Linked DNA regions of Homo sapiens: region 1 is linked to region 2. Evidence: chromatin loops called from intact Hi-C (ENCODE). Cell type or tissue: CD4-positive, alpha-beta T cell. All regions are shown on one strand. Each heading gives the region's core, and the rest is flanking DNA. Links, peaks and the distances in the headings are about the cores only. Region 1 overlaps HIVEP2 (HIVEP zinc finger 2). Region 2 overlaps HIVEP2 (HIVEP zinc finger 2).

Region 1 (15,523 bases), core at 2,699-10,698, 100 kb after region 2:
TTTGATTTCTCTGTTCTCTTTGTTTACTTAATTCAAAGTTAACTGCGGCCTTTCTTTATGCTAGTCTTGGCATACCCAGGAGTAAAAAGAAAATTGGAGAATCATGACCTTATTTATGTATATCTGCAGCAACCGAATAGTAAACATAAGCATTGTAAAAGATAAAACTTGAGAAAACAGTACATTGGAGTTATGACTTTGTTGTGTCATATATACTTCTCACTAGAGTATGGTAGTCAAATACACCTTTTTTGCTTTTATCCCTGTCTCTCCAAATATTTAGTTAAAGAGTAAATGTTTAAGCTGGCTTGGCTAGAAGTAGTTATTTACCTACCATATTAAGGGATAAGATAGAGGAAATGGAAGGGAAGGAAAAAAATAAAAATGGGAAAATGTATCACAAAAGAGAGAGCAAAAAAAGATTTTTAATTATACAAAACATCTACTTGGCTCTGCCCTTTTGCAAAACCAATGCAGCAGAAGAAGTAGTGCCTGTGGAGTTGGTGTTACCATGTCTTCACAGGTCTCCTAGGTGAAATTTTGGTATTATGAACAAGGGGCTTGCCTCCATTGACTTTCAATGAAAGAGCTATCTTTGCTTTTAGGAAGATGGTCTCATAACTCTACTTAAAATATTTACTGAAAAATTTTCGTTATAAGAGCATAAAAATCTTAGAAAATAGCTTATACTGAAAATTGGTTGTAAATTAAGTAATTATTTTTGCTTTGGATACTAAATAATGCACTGCTTATGGAAATTGATTATCTTCTAATTTTTCTGTCATTTACTCATTTTGGAAAAATTAAAATTTTTGTTGCATTTATTTTTATTTAGTATAAAAATTGATAAACATTTCAGTGGAGCATTGATCCTTAACTACTGTTATTTTCTGTTTCTTTGATTATGGATTATAAATATCTTTGCTCATTTGAATTTCAAAATTATTAATTCTTCATTTTTTACTTCTTTACTCATTCAATCAATTTCTGAAATAGGGTTAGATAAATAAACTTTGAATAAGAGGAAGTAGTGTGGATAATGGAAAATAATTGACTTGACAGTTTAAAGACCTAAGCTGTAGACCAGAACTATCATAATGAGCTGTGGGTCCCTAAGCAAGTCTTTTGACTTCTCTGGTTCTCACCTTTTTCATTTGTTAGTTGCCTGATAGATTAAATTCAATGGTTTCTAAATTATTCCATAGCCCTAAACACTGCCTATATGATTTAGAATAAGCTAAACATTTAAATAGTAATAGAAGTTTGTAGTCATATATTTGCTCCTAAAATCAAGTTAGTCAGATATATGACTTACGTGATGTCAAATTGGGTCAAGAAAACAAACCTAGGTTATAGCTCTTATCTTAGAAAACATGACGTGTGTTTTAAGGACACATGTTGGGAGAAGTTTGCATGGCCAATACCAGATGAGCACAGCCAAGATGCAGAATGACTGGAGAACACTATATGATCCTGAACCATCAAAGGAAGATTAAATTATGGTTAGTAGACTGTAATTAACTCAAGGCAAAAGCTAGTGTACTTTTGAAAATAAATTACCACCAGATGTTTAACAAAAAATGATTTTCTCTGTGGTCTTTACCTAACCATAAGATTGTATTAACTAGAACACCTTATTCCCCAAGCATCCTCATGAACCAACATTCCATCACACAAAATAAAGTATATATAATCATAGAGAAACCGGAATGGTAGAGTCTTGTATTTTTATTTCATCTGACAAATGTATTTGTCTCTAAATCTAACATTGATAACTGTGCATTTCTGTATATTAGCATATATAGTTTTATTTAAATATTAAGTTCAGTGTCGTTACATCTAGAAAGCCTTTTCTAACTTTCCAGAAAGGAGTGACCATTCCCTCTTGTAATCTCCTTTGTAATCTGTTTATATTTATGTCATTTGTTGAACTAATTCACAAATATCTCCCCGCTGAAGCTCTGAGCTCTTCGTTTGTTTGTTTGTTTTGTTTGTTTGTTTGTTGTTGTTGTTTTTCGAGATGGAGTCTTGCTCTGTTACCCAGACTGGAGTGCAGTGGTGTGATCTTGGCTCACTGCAACCTCTGCTTCCCGGGTTCAAGAGATTTTCCTGCCTCAGCCTCCTGAGTAGTTGGGATTACAGGTTCCAGCCACCACACCCGGCTAATTTTTGTATTTTTAGTAGAAACAGGGTTTCACCATGTTGGCTAGGCTGGTCTTGAAGTCGTGACCTCAAGTGAGCTGCCCGCCTGGGCCTCCCAAAGTGCTGGGATTACAGGTGTGAGCCACCATACCCAGCCAGCTCTGTGCTCTTAAATGCAATGCTTGTCTTTTCTTTTTCTGTATTGTGTAAATACAGCCCATTTCTGGCATATCGTAGGCATTCAGTAAATGTCTTTTTTTTGAGGGGGGGATTTTTTTTTATTATACTTTAAGTTTTAGGGTACATGTGCACAATGTGCAGGTTTGTTACATATGTATACATGTGCCATATTGGTGTGCTGCACCCATTAACTCGTCATTTAACATTAGGTATAAGTAAATGTCTTAAAGTATCATAGAATAATCAGAAATCCTATTTAAAGAGGCCTAAGTTACAATCTCTAATGCACATGTATCTGCTTTTTTTGTTTGTTTTCACTAGTTTTAATTTACACAATGCTTTGTTTCCTATCTTTTCTGTGCTCCTGCACTACCTGCTGAGAATCAGCAATAGACCATATGTAGCTTTGGTGTCATTTTTATGGGCAGTTTCTGGCTAATTTGGACTCAGTTTGCCCCAGCCTCCTATTATGAAAACTCTGTGGGAATCCTTCCTTCCATGCACCTTCTTGACTTTTCAAAACCTTCTACATTGTTGTCCCAGTAATGAATTGCCCCATGTTCCAAAACTACTATGTTTCTCTTTTCCTAGTCATGTCCCTTTAATATGTTTTCTTTTTTACATTTCAACCCCAACCTCATCCATTACCTTTATATCAAAAATATTTCTGAAGATCTAAGCTTATAGTCATCATCCTGTCAATGTATGTGTGTGTGTGTATGTGTGTTGTCTATCCTGTACCTGCCTTCTCTAGTCCTTCGCAGCCTCTTCTTCCTTTGCCACTTTACGCACTCCAGAGTGGAACAATGGGCCCATTTAGAGTCTTTTTTTTTTTTTTTTTGTAGAGAGGAAAAGATGCCTCTACAAAAAGCTTGTGAAATTGATGGATTATATCTTGAACATTGATATCTCTTTCAGTGCTCTTCTCCCATCTTTAGTCACTACTTTTGAATCTTTTCTATTCCCTACTATAAGAGTAAAGTGTCTCTTCTCTAGTGAAGAGTAGTGTTCATTCTTTTAAACATGTAATACTTAAACACTCTTTTTACTGAGAAATAAAACTATCATATCTTGTTTCCAGTTTCTATTTGCCATTTTTCCATTGAGTTTATAAGAATTATTTTCATTGATGTTGTTTTTATTTATTTATTTATTTATTTTTGAGACGGGGTCTCACTCTATCCCCCAGACTGGTGCAATTATAGCTCACTGCAGCGCCAAACTCCTGGGTTCAAATGATCTTCTTACCTCAGCCTCCCAAGCAGCTGGGACTACAGATGTGCACCACCACACCTGCTTAAATTTTTTTTTATAGAGATAGGGTCTTGCTTTGTTGCCCAGACTGGTCTCAACCTCCTGGTCTTAAGCAATCCTCCCAAAGTGCTGGGATTACAGGTGTGAGCCACTACATCCAGCCAATAATTATTGTTTTTAATTATGACAATGCTCATCTAAAGTGTAACTGGTTTACCTTATCAGCTCTTCTCCTAAAATTGTGATATAGTGTGTATTTATTTAACCTCAGAAAAAACAAGGGTGATGGGAGGTACTTGAGAGTTCTGCCAATGAAACCTTCACCTCTTGCTAGATTCATGTAAGAGTCATATTAAAGCATTAACTGTAACTTGTTTTGAAACAATTTGGAAAAGTAGAGAATGGAAAAAGACAACCCCACTAACAATGGGTATTTTTAAAATGTCTATCTTATCTGTCATCTATGAATCAGTAGCTTGACTCTTGCTTAGCTTAATAGTAATAACCTATAAGCATCCAACAACAAGTAACTAATGCCAAGGATTTTTTTTCTTCTAAGAATGGGAAGGCTGAGAAACCACTGGGATAGAAACAGTAATACTCAAATCTTCCAAGTGTTTATTACAAATAGGAGATGGAGGATTGGAAAATATTTTCAAGGGTCTCTTCCATTAACCTGCAGGTTGACAGAAAAACCATCTTGTATGTGGTGAAGTGAAATATAATTTTTACCTCATATTTAGGAAGGAATTTTAAATGACCTTTGGATTTTTATCAAGATTCATTAGCACTATTTCTGAAAACTTGTTTGTTTTATTAAATATTAAGGTTTCATTGCCTGTTAAGTTCTTATGAAGCTAATAACCTAAAAGCAAAGTTAAAGAAATAATCATCTTTCCTCCTTTAGTCCATTTCTTTAATAGCATACTATGTAAACTGTTGATTTCTTGAGAATAAGAGCATGAGTTGTCATAGTACATTCTCAAGAGCTGTTTGATGAAAGGATTTTCTTTTATTTTGATGGAGAAATAAAGACACAAAAACTCACTTAAAATTAATGCAAAAAATAAATTTCTGAGATGGCATCTCCATATCTCCATTTCAATAAGAACAATAACCAAGTCCCATGTAGAGGCCATTACTGATTTCAATTTATAACAAAATGATTTGTGCAAAAACGCTGCAATTGATATCATATCTTTCATGCTAATATTATTTGCATCTTTGCTTTAAAATCATGCTCATCTGGAACTTTCTTTAAGGTAAGGATAAGTATAACATGATTACCATTGCTTTTCTCTTCTTCAAGAGAAACCCAAACATTTAAAAGGTCATGAGTGATGCAACAGAACCAGTTTTTGAATCCTCTTACCGGGTAAAAAGGGGGCTCTTCTGTAATCTACAATTTCAAATACATGTGCATGTCATGAAAGGAGTGTTTACCATTTCCAGTAGCCATCATCTTAGAAAGTAAGACTGGAAAAACGGAGTCAGAACTGGGAATGCTGTCCCATCAGAGCTTGTTGGGGGGCACTCACGTGCTCTGTTTTGCCTGTGGAGACTGCTGGTAGGAATGATGATTTCTGGAAGGGAAGGGAGGTTGGTGCTGGCCTACTGAAAATTAAGCTCTTCTTTTACCTTCTTGCCTCTTAATTTGGTGACTGTGAGATTACCAGTCACAGGTAGTCACTGACTACTGCAAGTTAAGGTTCCGTATAAATATCTGCATCTTTAGAACCTTGGCCCATTTATGTCTTGGATGCATTTTGCTTGGAGTACAAAATAACTCAGTGATTTCTTCTTCTTCTTTTTTTTTTTTTTTTTTTTTTTTTTTTTTTTTTTTTGAGGAATGCCATGCTTTACTTTAGCCTAGATTATAGTTTTTGTGGGTTTTTTTTGAAGTGCTTTTATTTGATTTTTTAAAACAGATGTGATATTTAGTGTGTTAAAAATATAGATATAGTTGGCCGGGCACGGTGGCTCACGCCTGTAATCCCGGCACTTTGGGAGGCCAAGGCAGGTGGATCACGAGGTCAGGAGATCGAGACCATCCTGGCTAACATGGTGAAACCCCCATCTCTACTAAAAATGCAAAAAAATTAGCTGGGCGTGGTGGTGGGTGCCTGTAGTCCCAGCTACTTGGGAGGCTGAGGCAGGAGAATGGCGTGAACCCGGGAGGCAGAGCTTGCAGTGAGCCGAGATCGCGCCACTGCACTCCAGCCTGGGTGACTGAGCAAGACTCCGTCTCAAAAAAAATAGATAGATAGATAGAGATATAGTTAATTATCTTATAGAAAATGTATATTTTTTAGGATATCATCTCTATTCCTTCTATGTTAATGAATCATGCTCTTTAGCATTGATGAAAGTTTCAATTTTGAGAATAGTAGACCTTGTCAGGTGTCACTTTGAGTGCCAGCAAACGGTTGATTTGAGGCAAGAAGAATAAAGTTTAAAAAAGAAAATAAATCTAGCATTTGCTTAATAATTTGCCCTTTGCAGCACCAGAATCTTATGTGACCACCCACATTCATCTGGTTACTGACGTGGTTCTTGCTTCAATTGCAGAAGCTATTTTTGCACCTTTTGTGTCTTTTGAGGAACCGAGTGGGCCTACTTGCTTATAATGATTCATGTCTCAAGTGCACAGGGTGTCCTGAAGTGCTACTGCAGTGGTGTGCAGAAAGGAGGGGGAAACTGAAGCAAACTACTTCCTTTAAGCACTTTGAATGTTCACATGAAGTGGTACTGCAGGAAAGCACACTTTAACTGTTATGTTTTAATGCTTTAGTTATTCTTATGGGAGTTTTGTAATAACTTGTCAGGACAAAAGGGCGATTTTTTTAAAAAAATAACAAATATACGATTATGGGTATTATAATATTATTTTTAAGTAGGTCTTTTATACTGGGAGATAAACTCTGTTAAGATTGTTGATTAATCTATTCAGATTAGGTAGTTTGATCTTCCATGCATTTCTTTGGATCATACTTGAATAAATATTAATTCCATATATGAAAAGTTCCTTTCTTCATTACTTACTAGACTTTTAAAGTCTGAATTTTGCTTTGGTTGGGTTTGGATTCCTATTTCAGAATTTAATTTTAGCACAAAGTATAACATTGCTGAAATAAACTATAGAAACAAATTTACAACAAGGTTATCTGAGACTTCATCCTGCGAGGTTTAGTTGCTAATACACCCAAAGAAGTTCTGTAGAAATCTCAGCTTTGTGGCAGAACCGTATCATGGACTACAATGACACAATTTCTAGTGCTGGTACTTGAAGTTTTAACTCTAGCATTTCACTGTTACAGGGAATTCCCTTTAATTACAAGTATTTATTCAAAAGATTTAAACTATGTTAAAAGAAAGGAAATTCTTTCCTGGGGGCAAAAAAAAAAAGCTTCTTGAGAGATCCAGTTCCAAATTTTCTTTCCTAAAGGAAGGCAGGTTCTGTGAGTGAAGAAGAATGAGCGTGCTTATTAAATTCATTACAGATGTCATCATCTTTTAAATCTTCTTATTCATCTTTTAGATTCCCAGAAGTTGTGCATGAGTTCCTGTGAGGAGAGTTGGCATCTTGGAAATCAAAGACGGTTGTGATGCAGTTTTTTGATATGAGGATAACAGGTTAATAACTAAAATTTATTTATTCTTACTCTCTTGTTACATTAAACTTGAAAAGCTGTTTTGGCCTACTATGGACTCATATATAAACTGGAGGGAGGAAACAATATATTTTCCATCTAGAGAGAAAAGTGTTGTTTTGTTGTATTTTGTTTTTCATAGTAGACTAGTCTTTTTTTTTTTTTTTTTTTTTTTTTGTGACGGAGTCTTGCTCTGTCGCTAGGCTGGAGTGCAGTGGCACAATCTTGGCTCACTGCAACCTCTGCCTCCCGAGTTCAAGTGATTCTTCTGCCTCAGCCTCCCAAGTAGCTGGGACTACAGGCACCTGCCACCATGCCCGGCTAATTTTTGTATTTTTAGTAGAGACAGGGTTTCACCATGTTGGCCAGGATGGTCTCGATCTCTTGACCTCGGCCTCCCAAAGTGCTGGGATTACAGGCGTGAGCCACTGCACCCAGCCCACCAATCTTAATTATAATTAATTATCATTGTTATAATTAAAATAGCATTATTCGACAGAATTTATTTCTGACAAAGTTTATTTTCATGTTAGACTCTACTTAGTGAATCCTAATAACTTTTGCTGTATAATGAGAAAACATCTCAGTAGAAAAGTGAAATCACAATTTAAAAAATTATTTTAAAAGGTATGACAAAATATTAAAAGCAGCATGCTGTAGCCAAAATAAGTCATAAATATCTTGACTAAATAGGCAAACTCTACAAATATATGCAATGATGCCTGCATTGCAGCCCATGTGAAAAAATATGTTTGTTTCTCATTAGGCTTTAAATATCAAATTAGATTTTAATTACATCAAATTAGAGGATGATCATCACAGTATTTTTACTTTTCTCCAAAAGTTTTCTGAATTGCTTGGCAGGATTGTATATAATAGAGTTTTCTCCATATAGACAACTTGCTCATTTTGGAGAGAACTGAGGTTGTTATGGGAATTTTTACTAAAAGAAGCCTTTATAATGAATTTGGCTCTCAGGAAGCCACCTTTTTAAAAATCATCCTGTGGAAATAAGTCTTTATTCAGCTGGACTCTGGCACTCATCACGCCTTCTTTCTTGGTAGTTCCTTTTTCCCCTCATCCCATACTCTCTGAGCATATATGCTCTGAGCGGTGGTTGGGCAATGAGTGTCTAAGTGACTCGTGGGATCAATGTTACAACTACAATGCCCCGAGATGTTCATGTATTTTTTAAAGATTTTACAACTGATCTGTGGCACTTTAATAACAAATACAATGATGTCCCTTCTAAAATGTCATTCACTAATTATTACCATAAGACACGTATTTTGTTTACAAGTGTCAAACCACAAATCCTCAACAAAAGACGAAATGTTTAGAAGTGTCATACCACCAAATCCTCAAGAAAAGACCAAGTGACCATTTACATTTTTAAAAATGTTTTATTATTAAAATGTTGGAAGTGGAGAAGCCGTGTTTGCTGCCAGTCATTGTATACCGTCATTATTTAGGATGTCATTATTTAATGCTCACTTGACTTTTGCCACCACTCAAGTAATGATTAATTTCCTGAGGTAAGGTTTTTTTCTGAGATAATGTTTTCCTAAGCAAAAGATCCCAGATTGACAACCCTGGGTACTGTAGGTCTTTATTCCTCTGCAGAGTAAGCCTGTCTTCCTGCCAATCCCACCCAGCCGTTATCCTGAAGAGACCTCTGAGGAGGTCCATCTAGGAGGCTGTTTATGTGTCTTTCCTTTGGGACCCTGTCTGGGGAAATTATTTAACTGGGTGCCAAACTTATTTGAGTGGGACTCTGAAGAGTGGCCAAAGGAGAGGGCACACTTCTAGAAGAATGCCTGCTCTTCCCTGTAATATCATTTTCTTTCGCTTCAGTTCCTTTAGTTCCATTACCACTGAAATAGCCATGCAGAGGTAATCTCTTTTTTAACATGATCCCCCTCTGAAAAGTGTGATGAGCCTGCCAGACAATGTCTGTCTTTACTGACTAGAGGACTCCTGTGGGCTGTAGCAGCATCCACAGGAAACCCAAAGTCATATCCCCTGAGTTTTATTCTCCAGTAAATTATCTTACTCCTTTCATAGCACTTAAAACCCACTAGAGAAAATTTTAACTGTGAATGCAAAACTGTATTTGGAATTCCGCTCCTTTGTTGGCAGTGGGTGCCAAAAATGACTTTGTGTGGGTTTGGTTACCATAAAAGGAAATCTCAGTGAATAAAGTGACGACTCGCTGTTTTCATATGAGAATTACTCTCATACTGCATTTTTTGATATATCAATTGATTAGGAAACCTGGTATATATTTTAATGAAATATTAGAGAATCTGAAAAATGAATTGACTCTACACAGTCATAGAGAAATACTGTAGCTATAATTAACCATATTACTATAGATCTTTATAGTTCTAAGTGGATCTCTGTTGCAGAAATTAAACTAAAATTGCAGGTAGATACAATGGTACATTTAATGACTTGTAATAATGTTATGAAGTCCAAAGAAAGTATTTTCCTGACTTAATGATTCATTTAATGTAGATTTCCTTATCTAACATACTTTTAAAAATGTTTTGTTATCTATAAGCATTTTTATACATTTTAGTAATAAAATGTAAGCTCAAGAATTTATGCCATTTGGAAGAGTTAAGTTGCTTAGTAAAAGTGTCACCTAACAAAACAAGACAAATGCCATTATCTAATCTTGAAAACCCTATTGTTTTTAAAGTGAATTTATTTTCCTCAGTATAACATGAGTGGAGTAGCAGAGAAACTTTCAAACCCTCCCAAATCCTGCTTGTTTTTAAAGAGAAAGTCATGCCATGTTCAGTAATAGATTATGATGCACACAATTTCCATTGCAGAATCTTTTCAGTTTCCAGGATAAAGCAGCTGTAGAAAAGTGACAAATACAAATAGTCCATATTTTTAATGGTTCATAAATATGATCAATAAATTCTAAAAGAAGCCATCGCTCACTTTCTCTCCCACCTACCTTTCTTTATATGTCTCAGAAACTCCAAGAAGAGACGTGATTTTATGGATAGCAGTTAGTCAAAGGCTCCCCAAGGATAGTGTTGGAGAGAAAAAGACATCCTCAAACATGTTTCAAATCAAATGTGAAAGTTCATGTGAAATAAGCATGATTTCTAGTTCCCTAATAAGCCTTTCACTGAAGTGAAAAACTAGACATTGTGGATCAGAGGAGGGGTCCCTGTAGTGCTGGGACCTCCAGCTTAGGCACAAAGATGGAAGCTCTTCCCGCACAACCCAGGAGAGAAAGCATGGCGTGGGATATCACCTAGCTTCCTGGTAAAATGGTGGGGCATCTCGGGTAGGCTTGTCTTAGAAATTTAAAAGGAAGAGATTTTCTTGACAGAAGCTATTTGCATAATTGAGTTAATGTTTTGAATCTTAAAAACTTTCTGGATAATAAATGCTGTTGGAATATAGAAAGATCCTATGTTAAACTTAGCAAAATTATTTTTTAAAATAAAGTGATAGATAAGACTTTTTTTCTGATTATCCTCCTTCTCCTAAAAATTAAACAATTAACTTAATGGTCTAGACATGTTTTGTTCTGACCATGAGGTATCTGGTTTTGAATTTTGTGTAAGTCACTTTTTTTCAACTTCTGGTGTATTCTCTGGTAGCAAAATATTATTTCTGAATTTTATTTGATGCATTTACTATATGATATGCCCTTAGTGTATAAGAATGGTTTTATTATTTTATACCATAAAAATTAAATGTCTGATTTATAAAGGTATTACCTCATTGCTAAGTGAAAACATTATATTTTATTGAATAACTTATGAAATAAATTATTCCAACCCTGTTTTTTATAAAATTGTATGTACTTATTACTTGAAGTTTATGCTGTTTTTTGTTTTGTTTGTTTGTTTGTTTTGAGATAGTCTCACTCTTTTCCCCAGGCTGGAGTGCAGTGCTGCAATCATAGCTCACTGCAGCCTCGACCTGCTGGGCTCAGGTGATTCTCCCACCTCAGCCTCCTGAGCAGCTGAGACTACAGGTACACGCCACCATACCCAGCTAATTTTTGTATTTTTTGTAGAGACGGTGTTTTGCCATGTTGCCTGGGCTGGTCTCGAACTCCTAAGCTCAAGCGATCCACCTGCCTCCACCTCTCAAAGTGCTAGGATTACAGGCATGAGCCACCATGCCCAGCCCCTGAAGTTTATGTTTTGAGCAAAATTATATATTCTGTGTCAACCAAAAGATAGAAAATGATACATACCTGATTTTCACTTGTAAGGTTCTTATTTTCCTTAAAACTAATGATTTCCAAGCTGGGCACAGTGGCTTAGGAGCTACTTGGGAAGCAGGGCCCAGAGGATCCCTTGAGCCCATGAGTTTGAGTCCAGCCTGGACAAGAAAGTGAGACCCCCCTCCTCTAAAAATAAAAGTAATGATTTTCAAAGAACAAAAGAAAACAGTCTGGCATGAGACTTTATTATGGTCTTACAAGAAGCTGTTCTCATTAATACTTAATATACATATTTTGAACATTATTTAAATTATGGATTTTTTTATTTCTAGGAAATGGCATTTTGGGGCCATTTTTTGTACTACAAACATGCAGAGCTCATTTATATTCTCTCAGAACCATTAAAAGTTGAGACATTTCATATATTAAAGTTAAGTGGAAATATTTAGATGAAGATATTATTGAAGATGTATTATTTTAAGTTGTAATAAAACTTAATGGAGAGTAGTGGTGAGTCCTCCCAGACTTAGAAGTCACCAAATTTAGATCTGAATTTTGATTCTGAAACCCAACCTCTCTAAGAATCATTCTCAACTGTAAAATAGGTGTAATAATACCCTTAGCATAGAGGTATAATGAAGATAAAATAAGACAATGTATATGAAACTCTTTAACAGTATGTATCAGCCCATGGTAAATATATAGTAAATGACAGTCATTATCATTGTTATAATTAACAATGAAACTGCATACATAGATCAATACCATGATAAAATATTAAATCTGAAAAATAACTTAGAAATTATTCACTTCAAGCTCTGAGTCCTAATTGAGGATTCATACATGCTTGTCTTGAATTGAAAATGTAGTATATTTCCATTTTAGAGGGTATTTATTTACCTCTACAAGTCTGGCAGAGGTTGTGTCTACATGAACCTTAAATATTTAGTTAATTAAACACAGTCAGCCAATTTAGATTCAACATTGTGTCTTCTTCTTGTTAGCATGGTTCCTGGAATTGACACAAGGAAATTTGCATTGGAATATTATGAGACTATCATTTGTGTTTCGTTTTTGCCTCATTTCCTGCAGAGGGATGCTAAAGAAAATTATTGCACAGCAAAAAATTAAATCCAATAGCAAAACTTTTTAGCAAACTGAGATTAATATCTTTGTTTAGTATTTTGACTGCTGCTTTACAAATCTCTTAGGCTTCATGGCCATTAACAGAAGGAATCTTTGAGTACAGATGTCTTACTACAAATATCTGGGGGCTACTGATTTCTCACCCAAAAGACTTACCGTTCCTGTGGGAATTTCCGGGTGCTTTTCCCCTCTCAAAGTGCAACTTCTGTCATCATCATCATCACAGTCAAATTCGATGTTAGGGAGAAAATTGCCCATGGAAGTAAGACTACTATTTGAGTTTCGCTTTAGGAATCTGCAGTACATCTGCATGGTAGCATTTTAAAAAATTATTAACTAGTGTTTTATTTAAAAAGATAAACATGCTCATGTTAAGAAAAATAAACAAAAATTAAACTTACTGAAAGTCATGAGATGGAAGGTAAAAATCCTTTCTTTCCTCTTCCTCTGAATCCCAGGTTCCACTTTTTTTTTTTTTTTTTTTTTTTTTTTTTTTTTTTTTTTTGAGATGGAGTTTTGCTCTTGTTGCCCAGGCTGGAATGCAATGGCTCGATCTTGGCTCACTGCAACCTCTGCCTCCCGGGTCCAAACAATTCTCCTGCCTCAGCCTCCCAAGTAGCTGGGATTACAGGCATGCACCACCACGCCTGGCTAATTTTTTATATTTTTAGTAGAAACAGGGTTTCTCTATGTTGGTCAGGCTGGTGCCAATGCTGCCTGGCATCCTCACAGGAATTTTCTGTTGATCAACTGTTCCTCTTTTTCACCCATAGGATTAACAATGTGTCTTCGTACTAGGGTGCAATAAGCTTTTCTTGCATTTAATGTTACTATCCCCTGAACAAGTTTCTATATTGGTACTTATAGCTGTACTTTATTTATTTTAAATGCCTCAGTTTTATCATTGAGCCATAATTTATTTAAGCGGTTCTTGTACATATATATTGGTGTGCGCTTGTGCAAGTACACCTGTAAGGATATATTTCCAGCAGTGGAATTTCTAGGTCAATGTGTATGATCTTTTTTATTTTGATAAACGGACACATTGCCTATCAAGGAAACATCTGAGGTTCTATGACAGTGGATACAGTTTATCATTGAAGTTCTCAGAATCCTCTGGGTACCTCATTGAACACTCCCCTAAGGAAGTTGAGTATTCACTTAAAATTGAACGATTACTTAGTTGTCAAGTCTTCCTGAGCCATACGCCATCATCTAGAGGACTCCTTCACTTTGCTATGATGTAAATTTCCTAAAAGGGAAATTTATTCTTTTAAACATAAACATTCAAACCTATCAGAAAAAAAAACCCACTATTTTCATCCAGGCGAGGTGGCTCACACCTATAATCCTAACGCTTTGGGAGGCCAAGATGGGCAGATTGCTTGAGCCCAGGAGTTTGAGACCAGCCTGGGCAATATGGCAAGAGCTCATCTCTACAACAAAATACAAAAATTAGATGGATGTAGTGGTGCATGCCTTTAGTCCCAGTTACTTGGGAGCCTGAGGTGGGAGGATCGCCTGAGCTCAGGGAGGTCGAGGCTGCAGTGAGCAGTGATTGCACCACTGTACTCCAGCCTGGGCACCAGAGTGAGACTCTATCTCAAAAAAAACAAAACAAAAAACGCCTGTATCTCAACTTTTAATATCTAGGGAATTAGAACTAGGCTGATTACATTTAAGTAACTAAGATGTTTCATATATAATAATCTTATGTCTTAGAAAATATTACTATGATGTTTTTATAATATTTTCTCTGAGTTATTTTTGAGTCACAGTGTCAGTGTAAGGTTTACTCTTCTGGTGTAATGCTTTCTGAAGCAGTTTCTTGCTTTCGTTTTAGGGTACATAGCATTGTGAACCCTTTATATAATGAACTGGAAATTGGAATTTGTATTTGTATATATCGATGGTAAGGTTTAATGGAACAATTTTCCCTAACTGCATTTATTTTGTATCCAGGAAGCGTCAGGACAATCATGCCCATAAGAACTCTAAACTGTTCAGGTAATCATTTCGTTTTTAAACTGTCCTAGAAATATGCTTTGTTTTCTATATTAAGAAGACTTTATAATTGTTTTGTTTAGATGCACCCTTTTATCTTTTCCAAAGTTCTGTGACATCTAATTCTTATAGCCTTGATGTCATTTTATTAATCACTGATTTTAAGCTGTAAAATATAGTTATACTTTATAGTAATATATAATACTTTATGAATTATGTATTTTATAAAACATGTATCATATATGTATGCTTATATGTATACTATGTTATATTTATATTTTATATTAATATGTAACTATATATATGGTTTTTTTTTGAGATGGAGTCTCGCTCTGTCGCCAGGCTGCAGTGCAGTGACATGATGTCAGCTCACTGCAACCTCTGCCTCCCGGGTTCAAGCAATTCCCCTCCCTTAGCCTCCCGAGTAGCTGGGACTACAGGTGCATGCCACCACACCCAGCTAATTTTTGTATTTTTAGTAGAGACGGGGTTTCACCATTTTGGCCAGGATGGTTTCAGTCTCTTGACCTCGTGATCCACCTGCCTCAGCCTCCCCAAATGCTGGGTTTACAGGCGTGAGCCACCATGCCTGGCCACATATTGTTTGTATTAAGCTATAAAACATATCTCTATATAGAGATATGTAATACACTTTGGCATACAAGTCATAAAACTTGGTTAGGAATAGCTCTATTTTTTTTTAATGGGGCTTTCTAAAACCTTATACTTTTGTAGATAATATCCATCAAGGATTTTCCTTCAAATGGTTTTCTAAAGTTAAAAAGTATTTAAAAGAGTGACCAAAATTCAAACATGGAAGAGACTTATGTTCATGACTTAATGCTGAGTTTGAAATTAATATATTTTAATTGTGGAATTAATGTAATCTCAATAAAAATAATTCCTTGGAGTAAAAAACATTTCAAATTTATCTAATTTCTGG
Region 2 (15,523 bases), core at 2,942-10,941:
CAATTGTTTTACTGTGGGGTTTCTTCGTGCTAGGCACCATTCCAAATATATTACACATATGATGACCTCATTTACTCTCTAAACAACCTGATCATGTAGATACTACTGTTATTCCCACTGAGGCTCAGGGAGTGTATCCACCTTGCCCAACGTCACCCAGCAAGTTTGTGGTGGAAAAGGTTTACAAACCTGGGTGTTTGTGACTCCAGGTCCCACTTTCCAGTTCCTGCCTGGCCAATATAGGGATGTGGGATAGAGAATGAAAGGACTAATTGTTTCATGAGAATGATTTATTGAGTGGGATATTTGCTTTCGGAATCTTCACCTTTCCCATAGACATTATTGGAAGGGGCTTGCACCCATCCGTCATGTAACTTTTGCTCTATGTTACGAAGCCTCGCCGAGCTCCACTTTCCTTTTTGGTACGATGGAATGATTATACTTCTGAGAGTTGTAGCGAGCATTTAAGTGGGATGATAACTGTAGAGCTCAGTCCTGGAAGTCATTTCCATCTGTAATCTTGACTCCCCATTCCCTTACGTAGGAGGCTTGCACTAAGGACAGAGCCTTGGGGGAATGCCTGCTGTCTTCACATTTTACACCAACAGAATTGTGTGTTATTCAGTATTGCCTTGTATTAAGCCATTGATGTTATATCACAGGATATATGATTGATCCCTTTGAAAGGTCATTAAAATATTTGCTCACATGTCTTCTCGTTTATCTATTATAAGCATTTATAGACTTTGTTTAATGAAGATAGACCAATCACTTCTGTCTTATCATTAATTTGCATCCTGTGTCTGGACATGTGTACTTAGAACACAGTCCCTTTAAGAACCACTAGCCATCAGCAAAAATAACCTAGAGCAGCTCAGGTTACTGCCAGGCTCCAAAGACTCTTGGGGGGTCAGGTTGCTTATTTCTCTGGCACCTCCGCCGGGATGTAGGAAGAGCTTTATCCATGCCAGCAGAGGGTATGTGTGGATTTGTGCACATGAGTCCCTACTTTTAGCCAGGTGCCCTTAGACATGACTTCTTTTGGACTTGCCCCTTCTTTATGGTGGAAATGTTCTTAGTTGGGCCACTTAAATTGTTTAAAATCTGTTGTGACCCTGTTCCTGGACCTGGGTGCAAGAGCCTGTCTTTCCTATCACCCTTGGGTTTTGTACTATTTCTTTAAAAAATAAAAATGTAAAAGATATCAAAACCCATCAACACAGACAAGCATCTCCTATCCCCAAAGTGAAAGTGCAGTAGGCAGCGCAGTGAGGCCAGGCCAGGTGAGGGCACACCCCTTTCCCTGGGACCCCTGTGCCTGCATGTGTCAGCTAGCCTTTCTTCTAGGGAATGTTTTTACTGGCTGGACATAGCTAAAAGATCAAAGAATAAATGGGACATAAACAGGGCCTAAGGCTCTATAAAGATAAACAAACAAACAGAATGAACTCCTTAATGAAGTCCAGTTTTTCGATTGTGGAGAAACAGATATTGTTAAGAGGGATTACAGTGTTTGAGAGAGGACAAAGAACCAGCAAGGACTTAGACCATCGGGGGCCGTGTCTCAGCGATGTTGCCGAATTAGCTGAATTGCAGAATAAGAGTTTTAAAAGCTAGGTGGTATCTGTGAGTGACTCAAAGTCTCTCATTTTACACAGGAGGGCAAGGCCCAGGGAGGTTGGGTGACTTATTTGAAGTTACTCAACTGGGTGATAGTAGATCTCGATCCATAGCCCAGGTGCACAGATCATTCATCTCCATAACCCTGCAAAGACACAGTCAAGAGTTGAGATCTTTCCAAAACCCAGTTTCCTTATCTATAAATGGTGATTGTCCTACCTGGCATACCCTATCTGTAAGGATCTGCTAAGTGAGTGTGGGTGAGAACACTTTTTAAAATTATTAAATTATATATTAATATTAATATTAAATTATATATAAACATACATATGTATGATGAGATAGATGTACAGTGTAATACCTAGTATTTTGCTAAAATTCTTGATGTGGGAATACATGAACACAATCTGGGTTCTCCTTTGGAAATGAGAAACAGTAGGAAATTCCTTGAGTACAAGAACAGGAGTTCTAGACTTCGAGTTATTAATCTGATGGTTTTACTTACTGATGTTGTTATTAGTTTACTTTTCTGCAAAGTGGAAATACTAAAATCCTCAACCTATCTTGGAGTTGTCCCGAAGAGAACTTTAAGCATGTAAGTGAAAGTGCTTTGTGAACTGAAAAGCAAACAACAAAAGTGAACTATTTTTACCAAATACTTTTGAAAACTGCAGACCCTATCTTTACAGCACAGGTATAATTAAGGAGAACAGGCCATATATACAAAAGCATATTTCAGCATTCTATGACCTTGATGTCAGATAAAAACTACACCACCGGTAATGACTAATATTACAGTTTACAAATGGAAGTGTAATCATCCTTATAATTATTTTAAAATTGATCTTTCCCTCTAGACATTTATACAGATTGTCAAGACAGATACCTGGTGTTTTTCATATTTATGGGACATTATTTTCTGTAGTAATATACAAGATAGAGATTTAAGTGTTTTTTGTATTACTTTCTCAGTTACACTATTTGCACTAATATTTATATGTCTGATTTATCTCATTAGATTATTATATTAATAGGATATTTAGGAGTTGCAGTTAGTATTATCATTATTTGACAGATAGGAGGTCAGGTGATTTTTCCAAACCTCATAGAATGTTAATGGCAGAGCTGAGATTTGAAGCAAGCTCTTTTGGTCCAGATCCTGTGCACTTGCCACTCTGATCCATCTCTCTGTGTTGTGCTGGGGATTCCATTCTGTGGACTGTATTCTTCATTCATTTCTTTGGCAGTAATTCTTTCAAAATGTGTACAGGGAAATGAAGCAAGATCGTTTCTACCTTCAATGAATTTAGAGTGTTAGAAGGAATGCAGAGCAAGTGCACGAATATGTGAAGAAGTACACGCAATAAAAGCTGAATTGCGTTAACTTTGTAAAGATACAAAGTTTTGGAGGAGCTTATTTGAGGAAGATTCTCTATGGAACTCTGTTATCTGATCTTCTCACACTTTCATGGATAAATTTCTTAAATAGAATGGATTGTTTTACTGATGTAGAGCCCCTTCTACTAGTGTTAGAGCTAATTTGCAAAGGGAGTGAAAAATATAGGCATTTAGGTCTGATTTCTTTAACAGAGCAGGCAATGTTGAATTAACAAAAATGAAGACATAGATAGACCCTAATTAACACTGGCACTTGAATCCTTGTAAACAAGACTGATTTTGGGGAAAGGGGAAATGATAGACACTTAAAGGGTGCTCCATTGATGTCAGGGCTAATTTGGTCTGTGCTGTCCAGTGCTGTAGCCACCCAGACTCATGAGGTTATCTAAATTTAAATTAATTAAAATTGAAAAATCAGTTTCTCAGTTATACTAGCCACATTTCAAGTGTCAAGAGCCATTTATGGCCAGCGGCTACAGTGTTAGACAGTATAGATATATAGATACCTGTCTAGTGGACAGCACCAAAATAGGTCATTTTGATGTCTGATAAATGTATGTATAATTGCACAGCAGAAATCACTAAACATAATAATAGCTGCCATTTATTGAGCACCTTCTCAATAGGTGCCAGCTATTGTAGGAGGCACACAGTGTATGTTATTCCATTTGCCATAACACCATTTTGTATCTTGGGAACCTAAGGTTCAGAGAGGTTATGTAATTGCCTAAGATTTGATAAGACTATTGTTGAATTCAGTTTTCTTTGATTTCAGAGAGAATTGCTCTGCCATACCTTCTTTTTATCTAGTCTAGTTAGACCACATCAGGAGTTTTGTTTATTTGTTTCTTTGTTTGTTTATTTTGAGACAGGGACTTGCTCTGTTGCTCCGGCTGGGGTGCAGTGGCATCATCACAGCTCACTATAATCTCAAATTCCTTAAGTGATCTTACCGCCTCTGCTTCCCAAGTAGCTAGGGCTACAGGTGCATGCCACCACACCCAGCTAATATTTTGTAGAGACAGGGTCTTGCTTTGTTGCCCAGGCTGGTCTCCATCTCCTGGACTCAAGAGATCCTCCTGCCAGTCTCTCAAAATGCTGGAATTACAGATGTGAGCCACCATGCATGGCCACATCAGGAGTTTAAAATGTCAATGCAGTGTCCTGTCATTCAGTCCACTTTAGTTCAACAAAAGTGCCAGGTACTCTGCTGAGAGCTGGAGATGCAGTAATAAGTATAACATAGTCTCTGACCTTAAGGAGCTCAAAATCAAATAGAAAGTTCGAACACATAAATGAAAAATTATGATAGTGTAATCTCTGATACAAGACTTTGTATGATACAACTAGGAGCCATTGAAGGGTTTTGATGGAATGAGCAGTATAGTCAGAGTTATGTTTTCTACAACTCATTTTTGGTCATGTAGAGCATAGTTTGGGAGAAGAGGGAGAACTGAGGATAGTTATTTTATTTCCCTGAAAGAAGCACTGGGTTAAAGGGTAAAACTAAGGTCACGACAGTGGAATTAGAGAGAAGACAGACAAGGAAGAGAGGTAACTTGGTAAAATTGTCATGGCTTGGTGATTAGACATGGGAGCTGAGGTTTAAGGAGGAGTTAAGGATGACTCTCTTGAATATACCTTGGGTTCTTTGAATGTTTGACCTCATCAAAGGAGATCAGGCATGAGGGAAAGGTTGAATATGTATGTGTGTGCATGCACTCTTGCAGGTGCATTGCAGGGTGGGAAAACAATGAAGATAATGACTTCAATGAGCATAAGCCCATGAAATATTTTGGAAGCAATCTTATTTACTAAATGAAAAAATGTCACTATTAAACAATGAGGAGATGTAAGGATGTAATTTTTTTTAATTAAAAATAAAGCAGAATCTGTGGCTGGACACTGTGGCTGATATTGATAAACCCAGCATTTTCAGAGGCCAAGGTGGGAGGATTGCTTGAGTCCAGGAGTTTGAAATCAGCCCTGGCAATGTGGTGAGACCCCATCTTTACATGGCATGCACCTGTGGTCCCAGTGAGTTGTGGTCACACCATTGCACTGCAGCCTGGGCAACACAGTGAGCGTCTCAAAAAGAACAATACAACAAAACAAAACAAAACAGAATCCCATCATAATACTGAGACTAAAGGAGAAAACTAACTTTATAGTCTAAATGTGAGTTATCTGTCCTTGACTGGGCGTAGGATAGTGAACTAGGGATGTATTTTCCCATTTTTTGAATATAGTTAAAACATGTAAAATGATTTATTGTCATGGTATTTTACTAGTGACATAGGGGAATGAATTTAAATATTGTTTCTAGAAAGATTAATTTGAAAAAGCAATTTTTTTTTTTTTTTGCTGCATCGCCCTTTGCTATATCCTCCCCTTCCCCCCAGTTCTTTCCAGATAATTAAATAATCTGGTCCTAAATTTAGTGACCAGGTGATTACATTGTTTGATATTTCAGAAAGATAAACGCACATACTCTCTGAAATGTATTTTTGCATTTTTAAATTTTAAACGGTGATTTGTTTAACTTCTTCATTGGAGGAGACAATGCAGGAAATGATCTCACAGATTTAAATAACTGTAATGATAGCATAGTTTCTAATCTAGGGTAAGGAAGTTTCATTTTCTCTTAACAAAAAACAATTGTTCTGTTGATAGTAAATTTAACAGGCCTGGAATTACTAAAACTAAGAGTGCTGATGGAAATAACCTTTTATGGGATTCAATCGGTGATCTCTGAATTGATAGTTAATATGTCAGTGCAATTTGGAATAGTGTCTCCTTTGGATATTGGTATTGTTTTAAAATTATCTGAGGATCCTCAGTTCAGACTTGACCAGCATAGACCACCATGACTGAAAGCTGTCAAATGTATGTAGCAGGGTGAAACATGATCATTTCAGGGTGCCTTGGCTGATTTTGAACTATCCTTTTGTAAAATTAGTGAAACATTTTTGGTTTCTGAGTTAATATTAAGTATTAATACATTCTTTCTTCTTTGGCAAATAGGAATATGTCTCATCTTATCTTTTAGGTTTTTTTTTCTGTTTCTCAAAGTTTTTCTTTATTGTTCATTTTCCAAAAAAATGCATAATGAAACCTTATGAAATAAAGCAGTTTCTAAATTTCATTTTTTATTTCACATTTTATGTCAGGAATTAATGGCTGAATGTTGATTGGGAACTTTACAATATTTATGAGTGGGATGATGGAGGTACACGTGTACTTCCTCAAAATTGCTTTAGCAATGATCAACTAGAGGGCACCAGTGAACATTTCCATTTAGGTTCTTTAAACTAGGCCACATACTGTTGACACATATGCACAGGAGAGAAACGTGAATGCTTTGTGAAATCTTAGTACTAAAAATATGTTGCACCTGTATTTGTAGCAGTGTTATCATTCTTGAGGAAAGTGATGTAGAACCTACCAGGACAGGAAGAGAAATGTCATTTTGTTAACTACTTGTTCACTGGAGAGCTGCCCTCCAGAGTAAAGCCCTAAACATGTTTTGTCAAAAGTTAGAACAGTGTTGTTAACAGGTTTTTTGCCATTTGTGTGGGCAAGATAGTTAATAACATTAAGCACTGAGATAAATTCTATCATAGATAAATTTCTATGGCTAATAATTAACTGGGTAACAATGGAAACCTGTCCACAATTAGGAAAGGATTTGTAATAAGACTAACAAATAGGGTGTTGCAAGTCGGAAGTGTTCAAGTTCTGAGGCAGAATTTTGGGTTCTGTCATAGCCAGTTGCCTTCATTGTTCATTGTGTCAGCACATTTGCTTAAGGCAAACTGGAAAGGGAACATTTTTAGATATTTAAATATAAAAATGTGCGAAAATCCAGCATTTTCTGATATGAAAGTTCTGTGAACGACCTGCTTGCAGGGTAGCTATGCATATGTTTGAGTGGGAGGAAAAGAGAACAGATGATTTGAAAACTATTAAAATGGTTATACATATAAAAAGTTATTTCCCTCCTCATAAAATTTAAAAAAACCAGAATTTGTCTTAGTTAACATCTTACTTGTCATTTGCTCAATTAAAATACTTGCACATAACATTTCATTGATTCATCCATTCACTCACTCATTTGTCAAACAATAATAATGCCTACTTTGTATAAGATACCATATTTAGTAGGTATATGTAATACATGTGGTAATTATTTCTGTAAAGGATCAAACCAATTCATGAAAAAGATAACTGCAAATACAGTGGGCAAAATGTCAGGATTTTTGGTGAAATTTGTAATTAAGCTTTACTTAAAAGCATGTTTTATAAAGATATAGATGCAGAAAGCAATTTGTGTTGTTTTCCTAAAGTTTATTTGGAAAGCAAGTAAGGCTGTATTTCTTTGGACTGATTAAATATTACTGCTTGGGGACTACGAGTTAAAGAAGAGAAATCATTATTTGAAGGAGAAAGTGAATAAAATAGAAGATTAGGCGGCATTTTATAAGATAGTTGGTGGTACTGTTTACGGCTTATAAAGTTGTGTTAAAATTTACTAAACAGCTTGTTATTGTGGGAGCTTATTTAAAACAGCTTTCTGTGGTTATGTCTGTTGAGGAAGCTTAAACTTCAACTCTCCAGCCACTTAACTGCAGCACGTTGACTTCAGGTCTCTTGTAAGAAAGTCTAAATGTAGGCTGTTGAATAATCCCTTTGAGGGCCCTGTAACTATTTTTATGCCTGGATATGCGTCATCAGTGGGTATTTTCTCTGGTGACTCGCTTCCATCAGGTCTCCTACCATACATTCTATCAGTGAGTGACTTATGATTGATGGGAACCACGGCTTGTTGTTTAGCTTTATCTGTGACCTCAGCGAATGGACAACAGGAATTTCCAGGCTGTTAAATTCCCTGAATGCTTGAAGACAGGGGCTCACGGTGTTGCTCAAGGCAGGTAGCAGAGTGATATTATTCTCCAGCGATGATGGGGGAGGGACGAGAGAAGAAAGGGGAGGGAGAAGGAGGGGAAGGGAGGGGGAATTCCTTTTGTGAACAGCAGCAATTCTGGCTCAGTTTGTTTCTTAGCCCTCCTCCATGGCTGTGTGTGGGGAAAGGTGCATTTCCTGGACCTAAAGAAGCTGGCAGTCAGAACCTTGCCATGGGCTGCGCAGAGTAACTCCATGGGGTTGACTGGAGAAGGCACTGAGTTTTCTTCAATTAGTTAAGATTTTGTTTTCCAAATCAGTTAGATTGGTCCATGAGCAACTGGACTATTACAATCCTGTATAAAAACAGAGATTTTGAATTTAAAGGTGTGCCAGCATTCCTAGTGCTATGTAGGAATTTAGTGTCGTTTTTAATCTCTATATGCTTGGGTATCTATCTGGAGGTGATTTTGAAAGTTAACGTGCACCTCTTATCAGCATGCTTTGAGGAGCAGAGCAGTGCATTTGTGTATGTGTGTGAAAATGCATTATAACTGAATGCACAAAAATGTTTTCTCATTGTCTTGCTTTTTCCCCACCTCTTTCTTACACACGTGTGAATAAGGTTCCTGAACTGGATGTAGTGAGATTTAGTCACTAGCATCAGCAGCTACATTTGCTTTTGGATAACGGTGTCCATCTCCCAAACTTTTTTGCTAGTCTGTCTTCCTAACTCCTCCTTTTCTTTCTCTTCCTCTTCTTTCTCTTCCTGTCTCTATCCTTACCCTATGCTACTTTGTTTGCAAAAGTAATTCTTGAGCTTTTGCTGAGTTAAGGAGACAAGGTTCTCTTCTGATGTGAATGAAACGACATCATTCTAGGTGTGAATGAAACGACACTGGTTTGTCGATGTTTGTTTAGTCTACCTTTTCAGCGATTATTTTGTTCTTTTTTTTTTAAATGACAATTAGGCAAAATTAAAACACTCCTTTTAGTGTAATAGGATTACATCATTCACACATTTAGGCAAAATTGATTTTCTGATCTTCTAAGGCTATTTTTTTAAAGACACTTATTGATTTGGCTTACCAAGTTTTATTCCTTTTTTTTTTCCAGAACAAAGGCATATTCCCTTAATGTAAGAGATCACCAAGGCTGCTTGTCACTGTAATTAATTTCTTAATGGTTTCCCTCCTAGGAACCAAATTATGAGATGCATTCCAAGATCCAGTACCCTCAAACAGATATTGTGTGTAGGATAAAAAAGCCCTAGTGGAAAAAGAGATTTTAAAACTTTTATCTGTTTTACAATTCTGTTAAGTGGGCATGAACATTCATAATTATTTTTATAGCCTCATTTCAAATCAGCTAACCTAATGGTAAAAATGTTTCACCCATCAAGTCATATTATTTCAATTTTAGACATTTAAAATTCAAGGGATTAAAGGAGAAAGAAAAATGACTGTCACTATAAATGTTACCTACAAAAAAGAAAAACCTTCCTTTTGAAAACTTGCTTCTTGAGTAGCAGAATGACTCATGACAAGAAATTTATAATTTGAAATTTGCAAAAGATAAAGCTCAGAGCTCTGTGAGTTTTGAGTTATTAGTAGTTGAATGAATTAAGCCTTCACAATGCATCTAATTAGAAAGAAATTATTAAAATATTGGTGAGATCCATTGTTTATGTCGATTTCATTGTACTTTTCCTGAGGAGCTGCTGGAGACTAGCTTTACTTTCATAAGCATCACACTATATGAAAAAGTTTCATTTGAGGGTTAGTTCAGATGCTACTGTTCTTTGCCCTACGTTGTAAGGGATGTTATTAGAAGCTATAAAATTCTTCTCCCTTTCTTTAAAATGTATTTGCACTTTTATGTGTAGGAGTGTGAGGGCAGAAGTAAACATGTAGGAGGGTTATGTATTCTTCATTAAAAATATATTTCACAAAAGATTATAGTTTGTGTGGGAAGGAAATAGCTGCTTGTCTGTTGATTGCACTGTGCTTATTCCATATAAGAACTATTTGAATTGAGTCAGGATAACCTCATTTTGATAATCTGATGACTGCTTCTGCTTGGAGAAGAGAATATAATTTCAAGGCTGCGTGCTGATGGGCAACAGTAATTGTTCTCTTTTTGGCAGAGCTTAGCATGGAATCTGCTTTGGTATTTTTGTAACTACATATGCAAATCTTTTCTCCCAAAGCTTTTCCCCCCTTTCTCTCTCCATGTGCAGAGCTTTTTGTAATCTTCAGGACTGTGAAATTCCAAAGGTGTGATATCGAATGCTATCCGTGTATGATGATGTGTAAACCTAAGTTAGAGCAAAATCTTGGCTTGAAGTGAAGTCTTTTTGTTCAAGCAGATCCTGTACTGTAAGCAGATTTCCCTGTATACTTGGTTTCTATGGAGACACTTTTATTACTTATAGATGATCAGACTATTTGAATGTAGTATGGGTGGTTAGTTTATCAGCTTTGGTCAGTGCAGGTGATGGAGTTTCCTGGTTAATATGTGGTCCTTTCACTAAGCTTCCTATTGTGTTGCAGGGTTTAGGAGAGTGAAGCTAACACCAAAAACCAACCTAAAACATTGAGGTAATGTGACACTGAATTTTACCTTCTTAAAGGTACATTACGCCAGCGTTATGTAAACGATAAAGAGAAACCCTCAAAATTAGGAAGATTCCTAATTGACACTGTCAGAACAATGGAATGACCCATTGCTAAAGCTCATTCTGAGAGGGAATATATGATTCTTTCTTTCTTTTCCCTCCCCTCCCCTCCCCCCCTTTCTGTTTTTTATAGACAGAGTCTTGCTTTGTCACCCAGGCTGGAGTGCAGTGGCATGATCATAACTCATTGTAGCCTTGACTTCCTGAGCTCAAATGATCCTCCTGCCTCAGCCTCCTAAGTAGCTAGGACTACAGGTGCTCACTACCACTCCCGGCTATTTATTTATTTATTTTTTGTGGAAACAGGATCTCACTGTGTTGGCCAGGCTGATCTCAAACTCCTGGCCTCAAGTGATCCTCTCACCTTGGCCTCCCAGCATGCTGGGATTACAGGCATGAGCTACTGCCCTCTGCCTCTTCTACTTCTTTTCTATGTAATCAGTGAGTTATCGGTATTGAAGGACTCTTTAGCTTTAGGAATTCTTCTTAGTGATTATCCAAGTTTTAAAATGTTTCATACTTCACTGTAGTCACCTTATAGATGAAGAATATAAGGCCTAATAAATGGATGGGCTTTATACTCAAAATTACACATTGTATTGACAGTGGCTTAAGGATAAGCTCTGCTCACTGGAGCTTGTCTGCTGGGGCTTAGGAGCTGAAAGGCTCTGACCTCGTATATATGATGTCAGGAGAGAGCGTGATGACTCTGGGTAGAGTCCTCCTGCAGCCCTGATAATGGTAGCAAACTCTGATAATTAGGGCAGTGTTTACAGCTTTAACTGTGTTATCTTAATCTTCCTGTGACAGAGGTTGGCAGTGGCCATCAGTAACTGATGTGTAGATCCACTGTGAGGCACTCAGATTTCTATAACAAGATGTCATCATTTGAGTCAGCAGGACTAGAAGCTCATGTTGAATGGTGGCTTTTAGGAAGGACTTTCATAGAGCATGAGACTGGGAACTCAGCGAGAGACACAGATCTCTGAGGAGGCATAGTATGTAGAGATAAGTGCATTTTAGTGGAAATATTTTATTCTACTCTTTTTACTTGGAAGAATATACATTTTCTAAGAGAGAAGGAGATCTGTGAGGTCTAACTATCCTGATAGCTGAAAGCAGGACCTCAGAGACCATATTTTCGAATACAGATGACAGAACTCAGGTCCAAGACTTTTTATTAAAGGCATTCTTCTAACTTCACTAAAGTTAGATGACACTATCTGATTGCCTCAGAACTAAAGGATGCACAGGAATGTACTCTAATAACATGTGTAGGGCCATTCTTACTGTGTCTCAAATCTGGTTGCTCTAGTTGTCTACATTCATTTTCTTGGAATTAATTCACTTGCTACAGAATTAGTCTTAAAAAATTCTCTTTCCAAACTTTTAAATTTTTAACTGGACATTTAAAAATTATTGACATGATGATTTATAGATATTTAAACAACTAATTGCCCACAAGTGCCTAATTTTCCATAAAATCACAGCCTGACTCGTGTGAACTGGATAAGGCCATATCCAAAATTGTTTCCTTCTGTTATTTAGGTTAGTTTTATATGAGTGGAGAGGTATTCATAAGGCCACATGGCATAGTCCAATAAAGAATTTATTTCCCTCCTGAGGGAACAAGCTTAAGAAGGTTCAGAAACATACAGTAAAACCATGAAAGAGGATCTATGCATTTTAACCATAAAGCATAAGATAAAAACTTATTTCCTCAAGAAACTTGAGTCTAGTATGGGGAAAAAAAATGACATTTCATGCTTGATCCAAACTGAGTACTAGAGATGTTAAAGATGCCTTACGTCTGAACCCCAGTGGTTCAAGGAATGGAAATGCCAGTAACTGAGACCAGAACTGCTGGGGAGAAGACACATTTTATTTTATATAACTGTTCTGTCGAGATGAGGGTGTGAGGAACCTGCAGTTGTGATTGTGGCCTCAAATTGTGCCAAGGCATTGATGGATGGAGGGAATCTAGGAAGAGCCCAGTTGTAGGCCGAACTTTGCCTGGGGACTTGATCAAAGAGAGTCTGAGCCACGCAGGCCAAATGGACAGGTTTGGACTAGGATCTCAGAGGTGTAGGGCAGCTTTCCCCGTTTGTAATGAAGTGCTGAAGCAAACCTTTCTCTTGGATATGGAAGACTGTCTCAAAGAGAGGACACCGAATGCCTTTAAAGGTATAAAGCTCCCAGGCCTCAGAGAATCTGGACTTTTAAAGGCAAGTAATGATCCCTGAGAAGAGAGGCTTCTTTGTCATCAATGTAGGACACGCTGGTGACTGTGTCTGGTGGCAAAGGCTTGCCTGTCAGTCCCACTTGAGGCTCAGCTGTCTCCACTGGGAGGGTCCAATTCCTCTCTGACCTTTGTTCCTTCTCATTGGAGTCAATTTTTTTGGTGTGGCTTCACCATCTGGGGGAGGGTGCAAGTTATGGGGTTGTTGGCAGGAGCATTGAATTTGGGTCCTAGTGAGGGTGAATATCTGAAATGTCTTGACATTCTACTGTGTTTGCTGGTGGGAACTGTTCTCTGCTGGAGAGAGAGCAAAGAGAGAATATGAGAGCTGAGTTTAGAATCCTGGGAAATATTCCTGCTTTGGGGACGAATGAATAATAGAATCTAATAAAGATGACTAAGAGGAGTAGTGAGGGGGTAGGTGGACGCCAAGAAAAGCACCATTATAGGAGAGATGAATTATAGAGTTTCCAAATTATCAATTTCATTCACTGAAATTGGTGTTCAATTGAGGGTATTCTATATGCCAGGTTCTATGCTAGTCCCTGTAGATACAATATGAACAAGACATAGTCTTGGTCCTCAAAGAATTCATTGGAAGTCAGAGATCATGGCCCATGTGGCACTATTGAGTGACTTTTGCTGGGATTGCAGTTTAAACCAGGGAAACAGAACGCAGCCTGTGGGTGAGCCATGTTTGGAGACGGGCATGGGAGGGTCAGAAGGAGGCTGGAAGGCTGCCTGGAGAAGAGACTGTGGAAGCCTGGGGAGGGTGTTAATGAAGTATCTGACTGTGTGATCTGCAGCTGCTCAGACAGCTGAAGTCAGATGGCCTGGGATGGTTGAGAATCAGGGACCCAAAGTCAACATGAGAGCAAAGAGCCACTCCAGCAGCTGTGAAGAAGTGAAAACCAAGGAGAGAAGGGGGTCTTGCATTAGCAAGTGGGGATCTGAGTTTGAGATAGAGGAGAAGGAGCAGGTCAAGAGGATAATGGGGTTGAATTTGCAGTGCTAGTGGAGGGCTCAAGAGGTTGGAGGATGGAGTTTATTATAACGGGAGCTCAGAGAATAATCATCTCTAATTTATTATTGACGCTGTGCTCAACATTCAACATCCATGTTCTTCCTCAAAAGCTCCCTGCTGGATAGTGTAAGTGCCACTACCATAGAAAGATTCTACTTCATCATGCCTGGTCTACTACAGCCTCTTAGCTGGTGCTCCTGACTCAAATTACTCTGTTTGTGGTCAGTTCCTTATTCCACTACAAGGCTCATCTTCTTAAAACATCACGTTTAATAGGTTACTGTGAAGATCTAAAAGCTTCACTGAGTACCCATTGCCTACAGTATAAAGGATGTGCCCCTCCATAAAGTGAGAAATCGCCATTTTTGCCGGCTTTCGTAATTTACCAATGACTCTTACACACATAATCTCATTGAATTCTTACAAAAGCCGTATGATAGTGAGGATATATATTTCTCTTTTTCTAAGTTTATAAATAACATAATAGAGGATCAGACATGTTAGATGACATATCCAGGGCCACACAGTTCATGAGTGGCAGAGCCAGAGATAGATATCAAGTCTTCTGAGTTCAAGTCCAAGGTCCTTTGCCCCATACCATGTCCTCACCTTGGAGCCCCATCTCCATTCTAACCTTAGGATTTCTGTAATTAGGATGATGAGGCGAGGTGCCTTCAGTCCCAGCAGGATTGCAGAGAGGCCTCTCAGTGTCCCTACAGTCACTTTTTATCACCACTCAGAAGTTGTGATCTGGGGCTGTCAACTGAGACACATTTCCTGGCTGGTTTTCCCTTAGATTGGGAAAAGCCTGTCTCCTGCCAGGACATCTGGGGAGGCACAGAAAACACTCTGTACTTCCCTGATGTCATCCTCAGTGCCTGCTTGTCTCATATGGAACTTGGAGACGGTTGCCACTGACTTCACATGGGGTTATGGACAGCTTTTGACCACTGCCGGCACCATCCCTTCCTGCTTCAGTTGCTGTCACCAGTAAGGCGAGAAATAGGCTTTGAATTCATGAATTCACACCCACAGAAACTCTAGGTCTGAATACTTGTTTCAAAATGTATTCTCAGTTGTTATCTTAATGGATGTATAAATTCGTTGCCATTTAGCTGTGAATCGTTTGGAAAATTATGTATACAGAAGGGTGTAGAGCTGTGCTTTGAAATACATGTTGAAATTGGGAACATTTGTTAGCTATGCAGTGATTAATGAGTCTGTGTTAACGTGATTTTAGAGTACACTCTGTTTCCATCATTTTCTCATTGTGCTGAAGCCAATGTCATGTGGATTTTGACAGAGTTTTTTGGAGACAATTTACTGCATCAGAAGTTTAAATGATATCAGAAATATGCCTGACAATTGCCGAGAATATCAAGATTGCCTCCACTCCTATAAAAATCAGTGATGGAAATATGTTCATGAGGATTAGTTAAATAATATATTGGAAGAGTGCTGCATCACCTTTTGGGCTCCATGTTAAGACACACACACACATACACACACACAGAAACACACAATCCCAGCACTTGTTTGGAAATTTTGCCTTTGCATTCTTTCACTTGCATTTCCACGATCAAGCAATACATCTTTCTAATCACAAAAGCTAAAGAATAGTTGAAATACCTTTTACAAGCCCATGTTATAATCCTCATTGTAC

What was found. Hi-C counts contacts between places; a loop is a spot of excess contacts. Peaks named below come from ENCODE experiments on the same cell type or tissue, not always from the same donor. Only the 100,000 strongest peaks of a DNase experiment are listed, where the experiment ranks them.
Region 1: a loop joins it to region 2, with 2.3 times the contacts of the local background. A loop is called at or near these places in 7 of 110 quality-filtered maps.

Annotation. Positions count from the first base shown.
Region 1 is chr6:142,775,207-142,790,729 of GRCh38, reverse strand. HIVEP2 (HIVEP zinc finger 2) reads left to right here. Exons shown (of 10, transcript NM_006734.4): 3 at 7,115-7,209; 4 at 14,539-14,583. Among named protein-coding and RNA genes, the nearest start is that of HIVEP2, 160 kb to the left of the region's middle. In CD4-positive, alpha-beta T cell, for the core only: no CTCF peak of the experiment used is centred there; a DNase peak (open chromatin) is centred at 6,219.
Region 2 is chr6:142,877,818-142,893,340 of GRCh38, reverse strand. The region is part of intron 1 of HIVEP2 (HIVEP zinc finger 2); the gene reads left to right. Among named protein-coding and RNA genes, the nearest start is that of HIVEP2, 60 kb to the left of the region's middle. RefSeq lists an enhancer at 7,189-8,388. In CD4-positive, alpha-beta T cell, for the core only: a CTCF peak has its summit at 6,226; DNase peaks (open chromatin) are centred at 5,593, 6,310 and 7,830; H3K4me3 peaks cover 1,384 bases; H3K27ac peaks cover 4,070 bases.